Regions from separate parts of the Homo sapiens genome. Here region 1 is linked to region 2. A link is an interaction called in ENCODE POLR2A ChIA-PET data of the cell type or tissue named here. Cell type or tissue: PC-3. All regions are shown on one strand. Each heading gives the region's core, and the rest is flanking DNA. Links, peaks and the distances in the headings are about the cores only. Region 1 has its middle 130 kb from the start of MAGI3. Region 2 has its middle 70 kb from the start of MAGI3.

What was found. Peaks named below come from ENCODE experiments on the same cell type or tissue, not always from the same donor. Only the 100,000 strongest peaks of a DNase experiment are listed, where the experiment ranks them.
Region 1: POLR2A ChIA-PET joins it to region 2 with 9 read pairs; 2 of 35 experiments call an interaction of 5 or more read pairs at or near these places.

Annotation. Positions count from the first base shown.
Region 1 is chr1:113,258,850-113,263,254 of GRCh38, forward strand. No RefSeq gene overlaps it. Among named protein-coding and RNA genes, the nearest start is that of MAGI3, 130 kb to the right of the region's middle. In PC-3, for the core only: no CTCF peak of the experiment used is centred there; no DNase peak of the experiment used is centred there; H3K27me3 peaks cover 756 bases.
Region 2 is chr1:113,318,728-113,323,132 of GRCh38, forward strand. No RefSeq gene overlaps it. Among named protein-coding and RNA genes, the nearest start is that of MAGI3, 70 kb to the right of the region's middle. In PC-3, for the core only: no CTCF peak of the experiment used is centred there; a DNase peak (open chromatin) is centred at 1,754.

The DNA of each region.
Region 1 (4,405 bases), core at 147-4,146, 60 kb before region 2:
TCTCTCTTTCTCTTTCTCCAAATTGGTACAAAATACCAATATTGCAACTAGCATAATAATACTGAAGGCAATAAAAATTTCTTTGTGTGTATATTTGTCCTCAAAATATATGTGTGTATATTTGTTTCAAAATCACTTAAAATAATTCTCTTTATGTTTATAGAATCAACTTGGTATATAGCTAGGTTTATTCGTTTTAGATTTTCAAGTAAACTTTTTATTTCATATGTTTCGGATGTACAGAAACATGATGAGGATAATACAAAGAGTTCTCATCTCTCTCACACCCAGTTTACCCTATTATTTACATTTTATGTGAATGTGGTGCTTTTGCCACAATTAATGAACCAATGTTGATACATTACTGGAGTCCACACTTTATTCAGATTTTTTTAGTTTTTACTTAATGTTCTTTTTCTGTTCCAGGACATTTGGAAATCATGTCTGCTTAGGCTTTCCTTGGCTGTGATGGTTTCTCAGACTTTGTTTTTGATAACCTTGACAGTTTGAGGAATATTGGTCTGGTATTTTGTCAAATGTCCCTCAGCTGGGATTTATCTGATATTTGTCTCATGATGAGACTGGAATTATGTGGTTTTGGGAGGAAGACAACAGAGATAAAGTGCTATTTTCATAACATATCAAAGGTACATAGTATCAACATGACAACTTATCACTGTTGCTGTTGACCTTGATCACCTGGCTGAGGTAGTGTTGGTCAGGTTTCTCCACTGTAAAGTTACTTTTTTCCCACCCTTTCTGTATTTTTTTTGGGGGGAGTGGGAAGAAAGTCACTATGCACAGCGCACACATAAGGAATAGGGAATTATGCTCCATCTCATTGAAGGTGGATATTTCCATACATTATTTGGAATTCTTTTGCATGTGAGATTTGTCTCTTATTATTTATTTAAAAATTTATTTACATCAGTATGGACTCAGATATTTACTGAATACTTTGAGTTATAACCCAATTCTATTTTATTTATTTTATTGCTCAAATTGGTTCAGCATTAGCCATTGGGAGCGCTTCAATTGACTTTTGTGTTCTTTAGACATGACCCCTTCATTTTTTTTTTCTTTTTGAGCACTTTCTTACTTTCTGGTACTACAAGATGCTCCAGGCTTATCTTGTAGTTTTCCTGACCCAATCCTAAAATCAGCCATTTCTACAGGGAGCTCTGGTTCCCCTCATTGGATAATGGTATCAGAAACTAAGATCTGGGCGCTAGATGTGTTTGTTGCTACTGGGGTGTCATTGCTTCTAGCTCCTCTCAGCTGACAGGCCAAGGAAATATATGCATGTAGACTAACTTGTGCATATACGCATATCTCTAAGTATTTCTATGTGTAAGCATCTGTGTCTATATTCAGCTAGACATGAGTTCATACTAATGTCTCCAACTCTAAGCCATTGCTGTGTGGCTCATTCTGGCTTCTTCCCCTTGCTTATCTGAAACCTCCCACCCCAACAGTAGAAACCTGGCTGCCAACCATTTACTTAATTGTTTAATTCCAGCATACATACATAACTATTTCCATTTGTTTTTAATGTTTTCTTTTGGTTAATTTTGTTTTTGAATTATGTAAAATGCTTGGTTCCAAAGTCAAAACATAAACCAAGATACTTTCAGGGAGGTCCATCTTTGACCCCAGTTCCCTCCCCACTGATTTCCCCTCCATCACAGATAGCAATTTTTGTTGGTTTTCAATTTAATCTTCCATTGTTTCCTTTGGAAAACACAAGCAAATGTATAAATAGTCATATTGCCTCCTTTCTTGCATAAATTGTAACATAAATTGTAGCATATCACACACATTTCTCTTCACCTCGCTGTGTTTACTTACCAATAGATCCTGGAGATCATCCAGAATATCCTGTAGTGATCCTTCCTCATCCCTGCACCGTCCTCTTTTGTATGGATGTACCACAGTTAACAAGTCCTCTACCGATTGACATTGACATATTTTCCAGTCTTTCACTTTTATAAATAGTAAAAATAGTAAAGAATAGCTTTGAACACACAGCATTTCAGATTTTTGCCTGTGTATCTTCAGGATAGAGTCCCCAAACTGAGACTACTGGGTCAAAAAGAGCATACATATAATACTGCTAGATGCTGCCAAATTCCTTCCTTAAGGGATATATCTTTTTGCATTCTCACCAGCAGTGTATGAGAGGTCCCTTTTCCCTATAGCTTTGTCATCAGAATTTTTTTTTTTTTTTTCACATTTTTGCTTATCTGGGTGGTGACAGTCAGTGAAATGGTGCATATCTCTTATTCTGATGAGGTCTAGCATCTTTTAGAACATTTAAACATCATGTACAGTTCTTATTTTGCATACTGTCTGTTTCTACCTATGTGCACTAAAGTTTGAGAGCCACTGCCCTGGTGAATATAAGAAGAGCATGGAACATAGACCCTTATTCTGGAAGGAACATACATGGGTTTGCCCAAATGACATGCCCAAAACGACAATAGAGACACAAACATCATGACTTTAACTTTTGAAGTCCTTGGCACAGATGAAATGTTTTGAGTTCAGAGAATAGAGATAACTGTGTAGAAATTAGGGAAGGCTTCCGGCAGGGCGCGGTGGCTCATGCCTGTAATCCCAGCACTTTGGGAGGCAGAGACAGGTGGATCACGAGGTCAGGAGATCGAGACCATCCTGACTAACACGGTGAAACCCTGTCTCTACTAAAAATACAAAAAATTAGCCAGGTGTGGTGGTGGGTGCCTGTAGTCCTAGCTACTCGGGAGGCTGAGGCAGGAGAATGGCGTGAACCCAGGAGGCGGAGCTTGCAGTGAGCCGAGATCGCGCCACTGCACTCCAGCCTGGGCGACAGAGCGAGACTCCGTCTCAAAAAAAGAAAAAAAAAAAAAAAAGAAATTAGGGAAGGCTTCATGGAGGAGGAGGTGTTTGAGCAGATTTGAAAGATATCTGGGATGGCATAAGCAGAAGAAAGAGAGGCAGGAAGACATGCCAAAAGTAGGCTGAGAGCAAAGAATATATTAATATAAGGAGAGGAAGCAGTACGCTTTGCTCTGGAGTCAGACTTCCTGGGCTCCAATCACAGCCTCTCTGTTTTATTAGCTAGTTTCAGACTCTGCATCTGTAAAATGAAGGTAATAATAGTACCAATCTCAAAAGGTTGTTGTGAGGATTAAATGAAAAAAAAAATGCTTAGCACAAAAACGTAGAGGACCACCTGACTGGAGTCAAATGTTCTCTTTTTGGAATTGTGGGAGGTTCTGTTGAAAAATATAGACGAGCTCAGATAACACAGGACATCAAACTCTATGCTCAGGAGTCTGGATTTCATCTAAAAGTGAAGAAAGAGGCACTGAAGGGAGCTTTTAAAGCAAGAGACTGACAAAGTGAAGGTGTCTTCATCTGTGTGTAACCAGAATGCTGAACAAGGAGGACTCTTGAAGTGTAATGAGAAAGAGACTTTATTTTGGACTTCCACTGCGTCTAAAATGGGGCAAGTTCTTTCCCTGCTCATAGTTTTAATTCAATAGTTAATAGTGTGCAGGGCCAACATAATGATTAGAATTCAAAGCTAGGCTGGGCACGGTGGCTCAGGCCTATCATCGTAGCACTTTGGGAGGCTGAAGGAGGTGGATCACTTGAGCTCAGGAGTTTGAGACCAGCCTGGCCAACACGCCAAAATCCCGTCTCTACAAAAAAACACAAAAATTAGCTGGGTGTGGTGGTGCATGCCTGTAGTCCCAACTAATTGGGAGGCTGAGGCAGAGAATCAATTGAACCTGGGAGGTGGAGGTTGCAGTGAGCCGAGATCACTCCACTGCACTCCAGCCTGGATGACAAAGTGAGACCTTGTCTCAAAAAAATAAAAGAAATTGGAAGCTAAACTTTATTCTATTCTCTGTTAGGTCCTTCTGCAGGTGGGAGGAAAAGGAGGGCTGCAGCTTCTCTTTCACTTGACTGACACATCCCCTCTCCTCAGCCTTCTAACCAACGGGGATTTCTGGCCTCTCTGTGGCTGAAGAGGGGGAAAGGAAGAAAGCAGGGAAGTTCTTATTTGACTAGTACTATCCCAATAGTGCTTCACAATTTGGACACCTGTTTTAAAGCTGACTTACGGACTTTTTTTGTGGGTTCTTGGGAGGCTCCATTGGGAACTTTCAGCAGCATTTCCTGTGATGCAGTTTCCTCTGAATGACACCCTCCTCAGCCCCAGTTTCCCAGCAGCCCCCTCTAGGCAGCAGCCCTTTCTAGGCAGACCTCCAGGTGGTTCTGTCAGGCCGACTTCAAAATGGCTCCAGGCCAGCTCTCAGCCTGACACGATCCACATCCATTCCATGAGAATTATCATCACATTTTTTGTCTCCACAAACTGCCTGTGTAGGCTGCCCAGTGCAAGCCGTGCTCCTCC
Region 2 (4,405 bases), core at 140-4,139:
CGGCAGTATTCACAATAGCAAAGACTTGGAACCAACCCAAATGTCCCAAATGTCCATCAATAATAGACTGGATAAAGAAATTGTGGCACATATACACCATGGAATACTATGCAACCATAAAAAAGGATGAGTTCATGTCCTTTGCAGGGACATGGATGAAGCTGAAAACCATCATTGTCAACAAAATATCACAAGGACAGCAAGCCAAACACCGCATGTTCTCACTCATAAGTGGGAGTTGAACAATGAGAACACATGGACACAGGGAGGGGAACATCACACACCAGGGCCTATTGGGGGCTGGGGGGCTGGGGGAGGGATAGCGTTAGGAGAAATACCTAATGTAAATGATGAGTTGATGGGTGCAGCAAACCAACATGGCACATGTATACCTATGTAACAAACCTGCACGTTGTGCACATGTACCCTAGAACTTAAAGTATAATAAAAAAAATGGTACTTATACAAAATGGAGTACTATTCAGTGATAAAAAAAGGATGACTTCCTGTCATTTGCAACAACATGGATGGAACTGGAAGTCTTATGTTAAGTGAAATAAGCCAGGCACAGAAATACAAGCTTTGCAAGTTCTCACCAATTTGTGGGAGCAAAAAATAAAAACCACTGGACTCATGGAGATAGAGGGTAGAATGGTGGTTACCAGAAGCTGGGAAGGGTAGTCGGGTGAGGGAAGGGGGAAGGATAGTGGTTACAAAAATGTAGTTAGATAGAATGAATAAGATCTAGTATTTGATAGCACAATAGAATAACTACACTCAACAATAATTTATTGTATATTTTTGAATAACTAAAAGAGTATAAATGGATTGTTACAAAAAAGGGATAAATGCTTGAGATGATGGATATTCCATTTACCCTGATGTGATTATTATGCATTGTATGCCTGTAACAAAATATCTCATGTACCCCATAAATATATATACCTACTATATAAGCAGAAAAGTTAAAAATAAAAAATTTTTTTAAAAATTGAATCTTGGTATTCATAATTATTGACTCAATATTTTCTTACTAAGACCATTACTGAATAATGACCATGCTTTTTGCCAGACATAGAATTGTTCCAAGGAAGTCTAGGGTCTAATATAAAGCAAGGTATTCTATAATAGTATAATAATAATCCTGTCTGTGCTATCCATTTGTAATTAGTCCATTCAGAATCATGATCTTAAAATAATTTCATCTAGTAGGATATATATATATATTACATATGTATTTATATATTTATAAAATTGAAATACATATATATGTATCTATAAAATGGAAATACATACATATTTATCCTGTCATTTTCAACAATATGGATGGAACTGGAGATCATTATGTTAAGTGAAATAAACCAGGCACAGAAAGACAAACTTTGCATGTTCTCACTTATTTGTGGGAGCTAGAAATTAAAACTATTGAACTCCTGGAGATGGAGAGTAGAATGATGGTTACCAGAGGCTGGAAAGAATAATGTAGGCAGGGAGTGGGAAAGGTTAATGGTACAAACATATAGTTAGATAAAATGGAAATACATACATATTTCCATTTTGTAGATAGAAAAAAACAGAAGCTCAGAGATGTCCAGCAGCCTGTCCCAGGTTGCTTGGTGAAGTGTTTTTTACAACTCCTTTGCCAGTGCTCTGCCTCTGTTATGTAAAAAAATACAAGGTGGTATTTGTAGTATCACTTGCTATGCAGCCTGTAATGGTTAACTAGATTAATTAGTCATAAGTGATTCAGAAGCACTGGGTAAACATGGGTGTGTATACATAAATGATCAGTCACATATCAAATAGCTTTTAGCCTACATATGTTTGAAGAAGGGTGCTCTAGGAAGAATTTTTAAAAGCTAAGCTTCAGAAGTAAAGGTTCTTATGCAACACTGATATTAATATTCTATAAAACTATTTAAAATTGATTAGGTTGCTATATCACTAAAAATCCAGAGGGAACTAATAATTTTGGAGTATTGCCCAAATGATGACCCCAGGCAACCCCTGAAACCAGCAGTGAATACTGCGTTAGGATTTCAATCTATTTATTAATATTATGCTTCTACACAAAGAACACAAAATAGAGAGAAGAGAGGAGAGCAATGGCCTGTCTAGTTGATATGATCAGTATTGATAATTAGAGGAGATAAAGAACAAGTAACAGATTTTGAGATTTTTGTCTGAATTGTCTGAATAATTGTCTAAGCTGCTTGTGTGTGTTTGTGTGTGTGTATGTCTGTGTGTCTGTGTGTAGATTCAGAGATGAAAATGAATTTCAATTTTTAAAAATCCATTCCTCATAATTGGTCCTAATGCCTAATGATAGCATTTTTCAAAATAGAAGTTCATCTGATATTGTTGTTAGTAGAGGCAAAGGGAAAGGGAGTCTCTGCTTTCTGGAAAGCTAGCAGCATGGCATTAGCTCACCATAAGTATCAGTGGTGCCTATAGTGACCCTCTTGCCCCCCTTTTCTCTGTTCTCACACCTATTGTTACGTAAGAAACTCCCCTTTTCTCTCTTTCTTAGAATTCTTATGAAGAATTTCTGCTCTTGCTCAGCACTGTTGTTCTTCCAATGCCCTCGTGTGAGAGAATAAGAATTACTTGCAAATCAAATTCCAGGGATTTGCATGGTAGACTTGAAGCTCTTGCTGCCTTTTGTTGGATAACTAAGATTGGTTTGTATCTTGTACAAACATTCCTGTCATTCATTAAAAGAAATGTAATAGTCTATTTAGGTATGCAATTCCTTCACTTCTCCAAACATATGACCTGTTTGCCTCTTCAGAAGAAGCCAGAGAGCTGGATCAACCTCTTTTGGCTGCTAAGTTACTGTACTTGTTTCTATTACCCTTGGTCCACGTGTATTGCCAGGAAAAAGATCTTCCCTTGAGCTTCAAACATTTGATTCTTAACCCCATATATCATTCTTAAAATTATCAAGATGACTTTGTTAAGCAACTGCTAAGCTAACTCATAGGTATTGCCAATGGCATACACTCTTTATCTATAGGAAAATATTAGATAGTAATGTACTCAGAAACTTGGAACAATTTTTTTTCTTTACAAAGTGATAATGACCTCTATACTTGACCTCCCAATTAAGAGTGTAGTTTAAAGAAACTGCCAAATGTTCACAATTAGGCAATAGAAAGACCTACTTAAGAAGTAGAAAGCAAGCTTCCCATCTGTGAAGTCTTTACTACCCACATGGAACAAAGATAACATAAAAATGTCAAGTGAACAATTACATATGGAATTCTAGGAACTCTGGAAGGGAGGAAGAACCAGAGGAGTCTTCCAGATCAAGGATCAACAAACTCTTCTTGTAAAGAGACAGAAAACAGATATTTTAGGCTTTGCAGGCCATATGTTCTTTGTTGCAACTATTCAGCTCTGCTTTGTAGTGCAAACGTAGCCATAGACAATAATGAGTATAATTGTATTTCAATAAAACTTTATTTATAAAAACAGATGGTGGGCCAGCTTTGGATCATAGATTGCTGATTCCTGTCCTAGACCAAACCCCTCCCAATATAGAAATCTCATCTCTAGCACCCAGACCATTCTATATTTGGACAGTTGTAATAACTGGAGGTTTTCCTTATACAAAGTTACACCGTGTCTCTCTGAAACTCTCACCCACTGTTACCACCGTTGCCTCTGAACTAGACCATGACAGTAGCCTCCTAACTTATCTCTCTGGTTCTACCTTGTCCTTCCTACAATCAATTCTCCATAGAAGCCCCTTAACTAGTCCTTATAAAATGTAAGCCAAATCATGTCATTCTCTGGCTCAAGGTCCTCTGATAGTTTTCTATAACATTTACAATAAATCAAAATGCTTTACCTCAGCCTATAATTATAGGCCTGAAATACCTGGTTTCATGACTGTTTCTCTGATCTCATTTCCTACTACTCACTGCTCTCTGGCCACACTGGCTTCTCAGTGTTTTCCAACATACTATGTGCATTCCCATCTCAGGGCGTTTGTGCTGGTTTTTATTTGTCTGGAATTTCTTCTCCCAAATGCTTGCAGGGCTTGCTCCTTCTTTTCATTCAAGTCTCTGCTCAAATGCTACCATCTCAGAGAGGCCTTCTCCAGCTGCATTATCTATCCTGCTCCATGCTCGACTGTATATTTTACCCTGCTCTATTTTATTTCATATCATCTAACGCTAACATTATATTATACATATGAATGTGTGATTCTTTTTATAATTTACTCCCCCAACTCATGCCAGTTTTATATCAGTAGGAATTTATGTGCCTTGTTCACTGTTGTATTTCTACTGCCTAGAGCAGGAACTAGTATATATCAGTTACTTACTACATATTTGCTGGATACATGATAAATGTGGCTTTGCCCAGTGCAGTTTCCAAAAATACATATGATCACTCT